Linked DNA regions of Mus musculus: region 1 is linked to region 2. The links are chromatin contacts, found by POLR2A ChIA-PET in ENCODE. All regions are on one chromosome and are shown on one strand. The core of a region is the stretch at or near the end of the contact, and the rest is flanking DNA. Distances in the headings are between cores, read along the strand shown. Region 1 holds the start of Sgo2a (shugoshin 2A). Region 2 holds the start of Aox1 (aldehyde oxidase 1).

Evidence for each region. ChIA-PET counts read pairs that join two places held with the same protein, here RNA polymerase II (POLR2A).
Region 1: POLR2A ChIA-PET joins it to region 2 with 56 read pairs in Patski. The contact joins the promoter of Sgo2a here to the promoter of Aox1 in region 2. POLR2A ChIA-PET finds 5 or more read pairs at or near these places in 3 of 5 experiments (Patski and embryonic stem cell).

Annotation. Positions count from the first base shown.
Region 1 is chr1:57,990,305-57,997,874 of GRCm38, forward strand. Sgo2a (shugoshin 2A) reads left to right here and starts at 5,670. Exons shown (of 9, transcript NM_199007.2): 1 at 5,670-6,008.
Region 2 is chr1:58,024,569-58,032,175 of GRCm38, forward strand. It overlaps Aox1 (aldehyde oxidase 1), which reads left to right and starts at 5,401. Exons shown (of 35, transcript NM_009676.2): 1 at 5,401-5,490. The coding sequence starts at 5,449. It overlaps Sgo2a (shugoshin 2A), which reads left to right. Exons shown (of 9, transcript NM_199007.2): 9 at 216-1,709. The coding sequence ends at 231.

The DNA.
Region 1 (7,570 bases), core at 4,420-6,919, 34 kb before region 2:
CAAACCTATGACATCACATAGGTGACATTGAGACCTGCAGACCTGTTGCCAAGACAACAGGCATTATATTCCCAGAATCCACTTGGCTCACCTCCCACCTTTACCTGGTTACATCATTTTCCATATAAATAAGGGGAATGCACCTCCCTCTCTCTCTCTTTTCCCCTTCTCTTTCTGCTGCTAACTTCCCCACCCCCACCCCCATCCCCCAATAAACCTTTCACACGTGGAACTGTTTGGGCCCAGTGTGTTGTGTTCAGGCAGAAGCCTCTATTTTAAACACATCAGATACTGGTGTTTACTTTTGGGCCAGGAGTGCTTCTAAGATGCAGCACCTAGGCATATCAGCCCAGGGCTTATAATAAGCAAACTAGTAAATTATTAGTAGGCAAATTAATAAAATATTGCTAATCTGTGAGGTTTCACAAGATTACATGGATTTTGTTTATGTTTAAGCTGGGTCTTATTTTAATTTTGTGATGGCTTATGTAATGTTGATGGGTAACTATATGTTTAAAAGTTTAAAATTTTTGTGCTTGAGAGAACTATAAAGCAAAATTGGAATCCAACTATTAAGGGCTTTTAAGGGCTAATTCTTGTAATTTTCCTGGTCTTGTGTGACTTTAACAAAAATCACTGTTTCTGCTTCTGTAAACAAAAGGTTGCTTTTCTGGAGGTGACCTTCTGCTTGCAATAGGGCAGTGGTTCCCAACCTTCCTAATGCTTGTGACTCTTCAATTCCTCATGTTCTGGTGACCCCCAACCATAAAATTATTTTTATTGCTACTTCATAACTGTAATTTTGCTACTGTTATGACTAGTAATGTAAATATATGATATGCAGGACAGCTGGTAATGACATCCTATGAAAGGATTGTTTGACCTACAAAGGGGTCATGATCACAGGTTGAGAACCACTGCACTAGACAGAAGGTAATTTTGTGGGGTTTGCCTTTATAAACCCGACTGCAGTGGCAGGCCATGCATTAAAGAATCTCAAGTCCCTGGAGGTAGATATGAATAAAAGTTTCTCTGTTAAAATTTATTCATGGTCAAACTGGTGACTCTCTGAACAACCTGAGACTCATAACATGGCTCACAGTTATTCTAGTTATCTTTTGAGAAGAGCAACCAAGTTTGGTTATGAAAGCAGAAATAGCAGTTAGTCTTATGATCCATTATTATCTTGCAAGTACAGCAAATATCAAGAGTGTTGGGAACAAGCCAAACAAACTTGTTTTAAGTACTACCATTTTAAGCTGGGCAGTGGTGGCACACGTCTTTAATCCCAGCACTTGGGAGGCAGAGGCAGGCGGATTTCTGAGTTCAAGGCCAGCCTAGTCTACAGAGTGAGTTCCAGAACAGCTCAGGACTACACAGAGAAACCCTGTCTCAAACAAACAAACAAACAAACAGACAAACAAACAAACAGTGCTACCATTTTGTTTTCAGACTCCATTTAATCCTAGGGAGAAACTAAGGTCAAGGGTCCCAGGTCTTGGGGGGAGCTGGGGACTTCCCAATAGCCAAACAGCTTCTGTTGTAAGAAGACAGTTGTCTGCGTCCAGCCATCTCCAGGACAACTCCATCTTACTAGCAGAGTCAAACTAAGTTCATGTTCCCAGACCCAAGAACCACACCGTATCCTGATTGATGGAACTCCCTTGCTCAACCCCTATGTCAAAATATGATTGGATTGCTAAAGCCCACCCTGCTCCCCTTACTTTATGGTTTTATGCTTTAAATATGCTGTGCTACGCCCTTCAGTACTGCGTTTTGGCTCCTGAGTCTGTTCTGTGGCCTGATCAGTAACAGCTTGATTACAATAAACTTTTATCATCTACATTGACCTACCTGGTCTTTGACTTATGACTGATCCCAAAACACAACATCAATCAATTTAAGAATAGTCTTCAACATCTGGGGGAAAGGGGAGGTAAGTTGACAGAGTAAGCCGTGTTCAAGCTAGGGGTTTACATAGTTGAGGCATTTTTGCTTTTTGCTTTCTCAAGCACAGTAAGCTTAAACTTTAAATATAATGTTAGCCATCACAGAAGAAAGTAATATCCAAACAAAGGAATCTGTTCATCAGAACCATCTTCATCAGCCTCTATTTAATAAAGGAGGAAACAAAACAGAGATAAAACGCCTTGGTCAAAGTTAAGTGACCAGTAAATGGTGGTGCTAGGGCCACTGTCATTTAAGAGCGTGTAGTGGTGCTCACCTCGGCAGCACATGTATTAACACTGGAAGGATACGAGATTAGCATGGCCCCATCCAAGGCTGAACCAGTCCACATGGTTACAGGAGTTCTCATGGGTGGTAGCTCACCCTGTGATCCCAGCTCATGGAAGGCTGAAGCAGAAGAGTTGCTACAAAATTGAGAGCTTTTTGGAGCTACATAGTGAGTCTCGGCTAGCCTTGACTAAAGAGTAGGACATCTAAAAACTATGCTAGTCATGATACCCCAAACTTTTAATATTTAAACAAGGGTAAAGTTTTCAGTGAAATGAAAGTGTGCTGCTTAATCAAGTGTAAGCCTTCAGGCAAGTATGTGGAAGTGATGGCCAAAAGGAGATGGACTGGCATAGGAAGAGGAGTCATTTCTGGTTTTGAAAAGCAATGCAGGCTCTATGGTTAGTGTGAGACCCACATGAGGTCATGCATATTTGGTTTTGGACTCCAGATGTGGCTCTCAATAGCTCTGTGACCTTAGTCAATTTGTAATTACAAGGAGTACGAAAAAAAGAAACATATAACATGTACTGAATATTTGATGAATTAGGTTAGGTAAACTAAATACTGGTTAGTTTAACTACTAAACATTAGGGTTCTTAGGGCATATAACCAGAAGTGGTATAGCTTCTGAGTCATATGAATTTCTCTTTTCCAGTTTGGATTAATTTGCATTTCTATGAGCAATGTATAAGGATTTGTTTATTTTCATCAGTTTTTTTTTTAAATGATAGCCATTTGTCTGGGATAAGATGTAATCTTAATGCAGTTTTAATTTATTTTCCCCTGATGTCTAAGGATGTTGACCTGTTTTCACACTGATGGCTATTTATGCTTTATTGTTTTAAAAAGGGAAGAAGGACAAGCTGTATTACAGAGCAATAGAGATAAAAACTGCATGGTATTGGTATAGAGACAGGCAGGTAGATCAATGGAATAGAATTGAAAACCCAGAAATGAGCCCACACACCTATGGTCACTTGATCTTTGACAAACAAGCTAAAACCATCCAGTGGGAAAAAGACAGCATTTTCAACAAATTGTGCTGGTTCAACTGGCAGACAGCATGTAGAAGAATGCAAATCAATTCATTCTTGTCTCCTTGTACAAAGCTCAAGTCCAAATGGATCAAGGACCTCCACACCTCCATATGACACCAGATACACTAAATCTGGTGTCTACTAAAAGAAAAAGTGGGGAAGAGCCTTGAACACATGGGTACAGGGGAAGTTTTCCTGAGCAGAACACCAATGGCTTATGCTCTAAGATCAACTATAGACAAATGGGACTCATAAAATTGTAAAGCTTCAGCCAGGCAGTGGTGGCAAACGCCTTTAATCCCAGCACTTGGGAGGCAGAGGCAAGCAGATTTCTGAGTTCGAGGCCAGCCTTGTCTACTGAGTGAGCTTCAGGACAGCCAGGGCTATACAGAGAAAGCCTGTCTTGGGGGGGAAAAAAAAGAAAAAAATTGCAAAGCTTCTGTGAGGCAAAGGACATTGTCAATAGGTCAAAATGGCAACCAACAGATTGGGAAAAGATCTTTACCAACCCTACATCCAATAGAGGGCTAATATCCAATATGTACAAAGAACTCAAGAAGTTAGACTCCAGAGAACTAAACAAAAAATTCTCAACTGAGGAATAACGAATGGGTGAGAAGCACCTAAAGAAATGTTCAACATCCTTAGTCATCAGGGAAATGCAAATCAAAACAACCCTAAGGTTCCACCCCACAGCAGTCAGAATGGCTAAGATTAAAAACTCAGGTGACAGCAGATGCTGGTGAGGATGTGGAGAAAGAGGAACACTTCTCCTTGTTGGTAGGATTGCGAGCTGGTACAAGCACTTTGGAAATCAGTCTGGCAGTTCCTCAGAAAATTGGACATAGTACTACCTGAAGACCCAGCTATACCACTCCTGGGTATATACCCAGAAGATGCTCTAACACATAAGATGCTCCACTATGTTCATATATATATATTATGATATATCTGTACACACATATGTATAATATTATGATATATTATATGTAATATTATAATGTATATCATAATATAATAATAGCCAGAAGCTGGAAAGAACCCAGATGTCTTTCAACCGAGGAACAGAAAATGTGGTACATTTCTACAACAGAGCACTACTCAGCTATTTAAAAACAATGACTTCATGAAATTCTTAGACAAATGGATGGAACTAGAAAACCTGAGTGAGGTAACCCAGTCACAAAAGATCACACATGGTACACACTCACTGACAAGTAGATATTAGCCCAGAAGCTCAGAATACCCAAGATACAATTCACAGACCACATGAAGCTCAAGAAGAAGGAAGACCAAAGTGCTCCAGTGCTTCTTAGCAGGGGAAACAGGCTACTCACAGGAGGAAATACAGAGGCAAAGTGTGGAGCAGAGAATGAAGGAAAGGCCATCCAGAGACTGCCCCACCTAGGGATGACAAGGTTCTTTTTAAAAGATTTATTATTTTATATGTATATTTTGCCCGAATGTACGCATGCATGTATGTATGTACACCATATGCATATCTGGTGCCTGCAGAGGCCAGAAGAGGACATAAGATTCCCCAGAATTGGAGTTACAGATGGCTGTGAGCCACCATGTGAGTGCTGATAACTAAACCTGGGTCCTTTGCAACAAATGCTCATGACCTCTAAATGCCATATTTGTAGTATTTATTTATTTATTTAGGTTTTTCAAGACAGGGTTTCTCTGTGTAGCCCTGGCTGTCCTGGAACTCACTCTGTAGACAAGACTGGCCTCGAACTCAGAAATTTGCCTGCCTCTGCCTCCCAAGTGCTGGTATTAAAGGTTCCCAAGTGCTGGTATTAAAGGTATGCACCATCACTGCCTGGCTTCTATTTGTATTTTTAATATGATGGAACAGAGCAGTTTTTTAAAATATCGTTTCTCGAAATTCTACATATATATATTATTATTAACCTTTTGTAAAAAGAACCAAACTGACTTGAAAAATAAGACTAACACATTTTAAAATATAGTTGAAATAGTTTAAAATGCCACTCTGTGTACTCTGCTAAAATGGAGTATCATTGCAGCACTTCCAAGTGCAAAATTGAGAAAGGCTTTTAAGTGAAGTGTAAAGAAGCAAGGATCACAATTGGAAGGCAAGAATGCAGAAACTGGATGCAGACAAATAATCACACAGTGAACAACACAAAGCCCTGCGAAGGACTAGAGGTGCCTGCCAACCCTCAGAGTGTCCCTTTATCCGTGGTGAATGGCCCTCTCTGTCAGGGCTGGTGGAAATGGCTACCAGAAGCTCAGAGAGGCAAGGAGAACCTTTTCACGCTCGCTGCAGCCCGCCCGGCTCACCCAGCCACGCCCACTCGACCCTCTCCAGTACGTCCCGCCCCTTCCGTCTTCCACTTCCGGGTGGCAGCGCATCTTTGCGCCGCCTTCTCGGAATCTGATTGGCTGGAGCATAAACGCTAACTGCCGCGCAGTTTAAACCTGAATCCTGGTCTTCGCGGATTGTCGCGCTTCCCTGGCAAGTGTGGGCACCCACAGCTGAAGGGGTCGCTGGTAGGCGTGGACGAGGCCAGCGCGGCCAGCAAGGCCTGCGAAGCCGGAACCCTTCTCGGTAGCCACTCCTGGCGCCTCAGTCCTCGCCGCCGCGCGTCGGCTTGCAGGGCCGGGACGCGGAGCCGGGACGCGGAGCCGCCTTCGGATCGGGGCGGTAACCTCTGTTCTGACTTTGAGCTCCCAGCTGGGCGAGGGGTCGCCACTAGTTTTCAGGTCAGTACCTGGAGGGAAAGGGATCTAGGTCCTTGTGACCAGGTCTGAAACGGCTGCTTTCGTGTAGGTAAGGATGCACCTACACGCATCTCCAGGGTAGGGCTTCTGCCAGGCTTGTTTCGAACAGAGAACTAATAGCTTGGCCGGGATCTGGGTATTGGGAGCTGACACTTAGAAATGGAGATGTGCTATATGCTAGGGCGTGGCATGGGGGTCCACAGGAGGGAGGAAAGCAGGGTGTGTCATCAGGATCTGTTTATTCCCGCCCCCCTCAGAAGTGGGATCAAAGAATGAGAAGAGGTCACAGTAGAAGGTCTGCCACAGGGCTGTGGATGAGACGGGGGATTGGACTGGAGGGAAAGTTGAAGATCTGCAGCTAGCCTCCTTGTTTCCCTGCTCAGATTGTGAGGTGAAAACCTGCAATTAGCCTACCAGCTTCCCTGCGGTTTTATGGTTTGTTTGTTTGTTTTTGGTGGGGGGGGGGGGCGAAACTTTAGAACAGTTGAACTTTACTGTTGAAACGTTCCTAGTGAACTTCCTCCCCGTTGCAGAAATTCGCCCCCCGCCCCCAACCATCTTCTCGGTCATTTGCTTAACAGCTTTCCACATCTGCTCAATGCTTTCAAACATGACCATTTCAACATTGGGCAGATTTTTTTTCTACTGAGAAGTTCTTTCATGTGTTCATATATATTTCTATTAGAAATGTTTATCCAAGGAGCTGCTATGTGCCAGGCACTAAGAGTTCAGCAGAAAACACATTTAATAGAAACTTCTGCCTGTCAGCATTACCCTAATCTCTGCTCTTCTCCGTGAAGATGTTTGTGATGGCGTTAGGGATGCCTAGATAAATAAGAATCTTTTCATTGGATCCTTATACTAGATCTGCAGACTATGTATAGATTGAGAATTGCAGGTACCTGACTAGGTCACTTTGTAGCCTACTATAGGACCGCTTCCGGGTTGGGAAGAGTTGGAGGGCAGTTAGGGTGAGGAAGGTAAAGATAATGAGGAATCTTGTGGAATCTAGGGATTTTTGTGATGGACATAAAAGGAACACTGAGATTGTTCTGTGGACTCAGAGCAAGGAGCAGAGTGGCTTGTGGCGGGAATATAGGTTTGGGGCGTTGACCCCATTCGAGCACATAGCCCAGCATCGCCACCTGCACCTCAGTGAAGCTTTTTCTGATCTGTTTTCTCTGCCCAGTTAGCATTAGCACTTCTTTAATGTCTTGTGTGTTAAAGTCATTGTTCTTGTCATACTAATTATTTATTTCCAATTCTATTACATTGTTAACCAGTGTAGACCATAAATCTAGACTTAAGCTTGTAATTTCCTCTCTTTCCAAGCCCTCTTCCGCCCCTTGAGTGAGTCATTTCTTTTGTGCTTCCATGAAGGTCCACTTGCCTATCTAAGGTTATACTTTTGCATAGTAACAACAGTGTCTGTGTCACACTGGACTTTTCTTTCCATGACAGCAGGGACCCTATCCTGTCTTCTGCTGGTAGCCCATTGTGTCCACTAGGCATGGTGATATAATATAGGTTTGAATAGAAAAACA
Region 2 (7,607 bases), core at 4,151-6,650:
GTGTGACTTCACTGAGATAATAGGCCTGCTCTAGATAATCCAAGTACTAGAAATGCAGTCGTGGGTGCTGTATAGTGTAGAGCAAAGCTCGGATGCTCAGGCCTCACCCACGTGACAAAGCTGGGTCGAAGGAAACCGATTGCTAGAAATTTTCTTTTTATGGGAAACAATTAGCTTGGAATTATTATTGCTAGTCTTGCCTTTTTCTTTTGCAGCAAGATGAGGAGATAAAGTCGAAGTGAAGTGGACATGGATCCTGGTTTTCCCGAGTTCTCAAAGCACGGGTCAGAACAGAAGCACAAGAAGAACATGAAACAAAGACGGATTCAGTTGTTTGAGTTTTGTACGTGAAGTGTTTGGTTTTGGTTTTGGGGTTTTTTTGGCCTTTCTTAGATTTTGCAAGATCTATGTGCATGAAATAGCTATATCTTAGATAATAAACTTTTTTTTAAAAACATTGGTCATCACATAACTTGTTGATTTAAATTTCTATCAAATTTATATAACCAAGCAACTATTCTTATTAACCAAATAAAATGTATCATTGCATTGGTTATCTTGTATATCAGGCTATCTTGTCTTCCTAACATTGAGGATGCCATCTTTACTGCTAAAACACAGGAACACACCACCCTGCCTGTGCAGTGGAGGTTGGAGGCCTTGTTAACAGAACATTTACTTTGTGGGGAGGGTTGCCTTTCTGACATCTGTTCATGCTCCAGGAATACTGACCTCCTGGAATCCCTCTGACAGTATAGTTTTTGTTCCTTTTTTTTTTTTCTACCTTTTATGAGATTTCCCTTTATTTCTCTCTCCCATGCAAATTACTTCATATTTTATACCAAGTATCTTTCTTTTACTATTGGTAGAGTTTGATCACACTTAAAAAAAACGTTTTCAGGTTATAAAGTACCCATGGTTTTAATTTAAAAAATGTTTAGGTTGTGTGCGTGCACACATTCATGCTACAGAGCATGTGGAGAGTCGGCTCTGCTTTCCTCATGAGGACCTGCTAGAGGGTGGAACTCAAGTCACCTGCTTTGCTTTTTGCCCACTGAGCGGTTTTTGTGAGCCCTACATTTAAATTTCAGACTAATACAGAGTTTGTTGTATGATGTGAAGTATACCTGTAATATTTTACTATTTCTCAAGTGATTTATTGACTTAAGAGCTCGTATCTATCTACTGATTTGAAGTTTTTAGCGTTGTGTTGTATTCCCATGTGTGTCAATTGTTGATTTTCCTGACTCCTATTCACTTATGTATCATTTTATCATTAATTCTCTTTATTTATTTTTTAAATACAAATTAAAAAAAGTTTTAAAGATTTATTTATCTATCTATTTATTTATTTATCTATTATATGTGTGTACACTGTAGCTGTCTTCAGACACTCCAGAAGAGGGCATCAGATTTTTGTTAATAGATGGTTGTGAGCCACCATGTGGTTGCTGGGATCTGAACTCGGGACCTTTGGAAGAGCAGTCCGTGCTCTTAACTGCTGAGCCATCTCACCAGCCCAATTAATTCTCTTTAGAATGTCAGTATTTTCCTCATAAGTTTTGAAAATCTTTTAATAAATTTACCATTAGGCATTTTGTTCTTCTGTGGGGTTGGCACAAGCGAGGCTTTCTCTTCAGTTTTTCTAATTTACTGTTTGCAAATATGAAGATTACTGAATTTTGTGTTGATTAATAAACCCTCTTATGACATAACTATTTTCTAGACATACTTCTTGAAGCAAGCTGTCTGACCCTATTTTTGTGATTCCATGACGAATACAAATTCCTTGCTCAAAAGCCATGAGTTGGTGAGAAAGAAGTTTGTGCAAGGTCAGAAACTTTGGAAGGTGATAGAACAAAGGCCGGCTTTGGGGACTCAGCTTTATAGGGAGGGGAGAGAGGGCCTGGATAGGAAGGAAGGGATGGGAGCTGAGGAGGCAGGCGGAGCCCTATATTCTGGGCGGTCTTCATCCTGGATGTTTTCTCTTTGCCAGAAGTGTGTGATATACCACAGCAGCTCTTTCATCTCTTAGGCCAGTCCCTATATTCTTTAAATAAAAGAAGCGTTGGTTTCCTCCTTCCTTCCTTCCTTCCTTCCTTCCTTCCTTCCTTCCTTCCTTCCTTTCTTTCTTTCTTTCTTTCTTTCTTTCTTTCGTTTTTCAAGACAGGGTTTCTCTGTGTAGCCCTGGCTGTCCTGGAACTCACTCTGTAGACCAAGCTAGCCTTGAACTCAGAAATCCGCCTTCCTCTGCCTCCCAAGTGTTGGGATTAAAGGCGCGTACCACTGCCTGGCCGAGATTTTAGTTCAGTTTTTTGTTTTTTTGTTTTTTGTTTGTTTTTTTTTTCTTTTTTGTTTCTTTCCTTTTTTTGTGACAGGGTTTCTCTGTATAGTCCTGGCTGTCCTGGAACTCACTCTGTAGAGCAGGCTGGCCTCAAACTCAGAAATCTGCCTGCCTCTGGTTTCTTTTTTACCATTAATAGCCAAATACCTGTAGAGCACCTTAAAAGTGGAAAGAGGGTTGATCCGTGGAGGCTTGTCCCTGCCAGGCAGATGGGTATGAGTGCTGGGACATATGGCAGAGAAAAGTAGGTCGTCTTAAAAAGGAAGCAGGGAGACTAGGGTCCTGTGACCCACTTTGTCCAGCTAGACCCACCTGCCAAAATAAGGCCACCAGCTGGGGAAACCAAATATTGAAAACACAAGCCTGGGGGGGGGCATTCATATCTGAATGATTACACATAATCACTTCATTGCAAGTTAACCACTATTTCACCTGTGATTAGCACAACTGGCAACTGGTTGGCCCTCAGTTTGACAAGTCTGGATAACATAGACTCTTTAAGTCGAGAGAAAAGTTACCACTGCTTAGTGAGTTTGAGATCCTTTTCCTAAGAAGTTAGCCTGCAGTTAGCCATTAACAAAAGTATCTTCTGCTGGATGGAGAACAGGGAGAAATAGCAAAAGGTGTAATTTTAAGACACCAGGCAGCTTCATGTACAGCTCAGCCGTATGAAGTGAAAGCAGGCAAGCCCGGGTTTTTCCTTGGTTACAATTCTCCAGGCTTTTCTGGCTTTTCTTATCTAGTCATGTCCATTTCCTGAGAATGTTTGGTAGTGCTGGCAACAGCGTCTTTGTCTTGTTTCTAAATTCTATGAGAATGCCTCTCCTGAAAAGGATGGTGACTTTTATGACCAGAAAACCTGTACTATAATCGCATTGCAGCATAAACCATTATTATTTTGAGTGGTTTTTGAAGAGTCGAGTGGTACTGACTTTGTCAAGCTGCTTGGCACTGACAGAAATTCGATTAGCACCCAACCAAGAGATAAAAGTCCGTAATCACTGTTCGCAGTACTCTAAAGAACTGAGAAAGCGAGAGGAAGGGAGGGGACCCTGGGGCACCACAGAAGGGACTGCAGGAAGAGAAAGGATGGAATTAAAAAGCGTGAGCCCCAGGCCTCTCCTGTTGCTGGTGTCCATGCCTTCATGGACACTGCTCTGCTACTCTGGAGCCAGCAGGTGCTGCCAGAGTGGCTGCTCTGAGTCCCCACAACCCAGACAATATGGCACATTTTCCTCATTGCCTTCCCTACGTCTAAGACCCTGCGTTGCTGAAGACTAAAGAGGCCTGGCAAGAGAGAAAGATGATTTGCAAAATCCTGGCCTTAAGGCAGAGTAGAGAAGTATGGGTGGGAATCCGAGTAACACTAATAGTGCACGTGTGCACACTCACATACACAATGGTCTAGGAATATTTATCAATGTACTGATATGAAAACAGCTATGGATCCTGAAACCTTGTGTTTTAGCCCTTTGCTTTGAAAAAGACTATCACCGTGTACCTAGGGTGGTTTGAAATAGCTTAATTTTTTAAATATGTATTTTATGTGTATGAATGTTTTGCCTGTGTGTCTGTATGCCTGTGTATGTGTGTGCATATGTGTATATGTACATGCGAATGCATGTGTGTGAGTATATGTGTGTATATATATGGGCATGTGTGTGTATGTGTGTGTGTGTAGGTGTGTGTGGGTGGGGGGGGGAGTAGATGTGTACATGTGCATATGCCAGGGGCCCTGGATCATTAGAAGAAGGAAATGAGATTCCCTGGAACTGGAGTTTCAGAAGACTGTGAATGTTAGGAATTGAATCTGTTAGAAACAAATGCTCTGAGCCACTGAGCCATCTCTAGTTAGTAAGATTTTAGAATGGAGATTATTGGCATCAGGAGAGTAAAAGAATTCTAGCTTTTAATCTGTTCATCTAATCTTTTAATCTCTTCACTATTGCTAAAGCAGAATGCCCCAAACTGGATACTTTATAAAGAAAACAGGTTTGTTCTAGTCCTGGGTCCTGGAAGCTCTTAACCTCTGAGCCATTTCCCCAGATCCTGTCAAACATAAAGTATTTTTCAAAAAAGAAAATGTTTGACAGATATGGAGGCTCACACACACCTTTGATTCCAGCACTCAGGAAGAGGCAGAAGCTGATAGAAGCTGTCAGTTCAAAGCCAGTAAATTCCAAACTAGCCATAGCTTTATAGTGATGCTTACACACACACACACACACACACACACACACACACACACACACACACACACACATACACACACGTTTTCTGTCTACTGGTAAAACACTGTCTGAAATGTGCTTAAGATCCTTGGGAAGCAAGGAGGTGTTAGCCACTTACTGTTAACCACTCCTGGAATTGCTGAGATGTGGTTTCTTCTCCTCTACCTACAAACGGGAAGTTTTCACAATAAAAATGTTGTGTAGTGGTGCATACCTTTAATCTCAGCACTCAAGGGGCAGAGGCAGGTGGAGATCTGTGATTTCGAGGCCAGCCTGGTCTACAAAGAAGAGTTCCAAGACAGCCAGGCTGTTACCCAGAGAAACCCTGTGTGAATGGGTATTGAGGGGTGGGGATGTTGTATTGCATGAATAAAATAACCTAGGGAGATATACTAAGGCCTGGAAAATAATTTGGTCTCATTTGAGACTTGCCAGGTTTTATAAAGTGGATTCTAAAATATAAAGAAAGCCAAAAAGTGAGGTTAAGGGCGCAGGACTCTTGGGAAGTGACTCAGCAGTACAGCCAGGCTGCCTTCCCCCTAAACAAACGAGAGGATTCTGGAAACCACTTCAATAAGCAAGCATTGGCACAGATACTAGAGCAATGACTCAGGACTTCCTGAGGCTGGCCGCCCAGCTACCCCTCTCTCCCATCGATGCCAAAACCCAAAGATTTCAGCTTGTCTCCCACGCTGGCACACTCTGTAGTGTCAGGAGAGTTTTCCCTTTAGGACCTCTGCAGCATTGGCTCTTCCAAAACTTTCTGGGAGGGTGGAGACTTAGAAGCACAGACAAGCCCCGCCCTGTAGCCTCGGGCAATTTATTCTCTGCAAGGACTGGCGCTGCTAGGGACCTGCTAGGGACCTCGGAGTCATGGACCCCATTCAGCTGCTCTTCTACGTGAATGGCCAGAAGGTGAGAGCCCGCGGGTAGGCAGACTCCTGCACCACCCCGGACCCCAGTTCTGGGCCCTATCCCAGCCTGCGCCCTGCTTTCGCTGAAACCTTAGCATGGGGTCTCATTGGGTCCTCAGCATAGGAATCTGCATTATAAAACTCAAAGGAGATCAGATTATTTTTCAGACCTTTCGCATCACGACCAGCGCATGGAAGACTAAGAATTTCAGAATGTCTGAATCCCAGGGCCTCTCCCTTCCGGACGGGGAGCATCCAGACCTTCCCTCCCTTAAAGCCTCCGGCTGATAAGATCTTCCAGCACAATTAAATAAGTAGCCTCAAGTCTCTGCTTGTCTGGGTGAGCAATACCCAGCTTTAACAGGGCCACAGAGGTGCACTGGTTCTAGCTACTCTGTGATTTTTCAACTTGGTGAAGCCAAAGCAAGTTCCTGGCACAGCACAGCTTGCCAGAATCAGGGGCTCCTGCCGAGTGTGGCATTTTGTTTTATTTGTGTGTGTGCCTTGGCTCTGAAGACTTTTATGGCGGCTCCAGGCAAATCCTGTTGCTTGGGGACAGCAAAGCCTCTGGGCATCGTTTAAAGCAGCCGTCTGGGCAGTGGCCCAGCTCATCTGGAGTGTTCTCTGTGTAAACTGATAGCACTTTGAGTGGGGGGTGGAGAGCTGCTGTCCACAATGTCAGTTCCGCCCTTTGGATCCCGCTGTGTTCCCTGTGTCTGGCTAGGGACAGCCAGAGCCCTTGTTCTAGCTGGCACTGGCTGACCAACTGGAAGCCAAGGAAGGTTTAGCGCCAACCAGACCTTTCCTGTGTGAGGACTCTTCGGAGGCTATGAAGTTGAGTCACACTGCTGTAGTTTTGTAATGTGTTTTCTTCCTTGAAGAACAGGGTCTCCCAAATCATAGAAGCCCCCATTTAAAAAAAAAAAAAACCTTTATGAGTCCCTGCTTCATGGCCCTGAAGCGGGATAGATGGATCCTTAAATAGATGAAACCCATTAGCTGTCCCCCCATCTCCCCACAGGACTACCATGAAGGTGAACTAGAATAATGGGTGAAATGGCTGCCCTGTTCCTTCCGTTTCCTTTTGCATAACAGAAAAAGCTGGAGTGTATTCTGTCCTTACTAAACGAACGGAATCCATTGCCGCTCACTGGAGCCTCACTGCCTCTTGGAGGCAGACTCCAAGGCTACTAACAGGCCAACACTACTTATTGCGAAAAGAGCAATCATGAATATCCATTGTGTGTTTTCATGAACATCCTAACAGATACTAAGCTATGTTTAAGCTTATGGGATATAGCAAACCACAGAAAGGATGCGACCCCTGCTGGTGAGGGGTTGACACTGCTACACTGCTGGGGAAACAGCCAACAGGCATATAAATAAATGGAGAGAGTGTGGTGTCAAGCAGCGGCAGGTGCTGGCATGAAAACGGAGTGATGAGCAGAAACTGATGGGGTGGATGGAGGGGATGCGTTGACCTTTCAGATCAGGGGGCATTGGAGCAGTGTCTGGGATGAAGTAGGACCCAGTCAAGCGCGTGCACACAGACACATACACACAAACCACATATAGACATATATGTATACAAATGCACACACACAAACACTCACATATGTATATGTGTATACAAATACACACACACACACATATATGTGAAAGGAATTTCAGGTAGAGATATCCAGGTGCAAAGGTCCTGGAGCAGAAGAATGTTTGTTTACATATGATGGGAATAGATTGCTAGGGCTGGAGGTGTGGTCAGGAGCCAGGGTACAGCTTTATAAATGATGCTAAGAGTCTAAAGCAAGACAGCAGCCATGTTGAGTCTGAGGTCTCCTCCCTCCTCCCCCTCATCCTCCCTCTCCTGCTTCCAAACAGCAGGGTTCTTAACAAGCACACAACTTTGTGCTGCACTGATTTTGAAGACTAAATAAGTCCTTTTTTACCCGAAGCTCACCTTACCTCTTTCAGTCCCACTGTTAGCAATGCTGGACCTCCAGGTTCCTCGAACTGAGTCCTGGGACCAAATGTTCTGTGAACACCCTAGAAATACTTTGATTTTATGTTTTCCATTTACATGTTTCTTCGTTTATTCATTCATTCACTTTATATTTATTT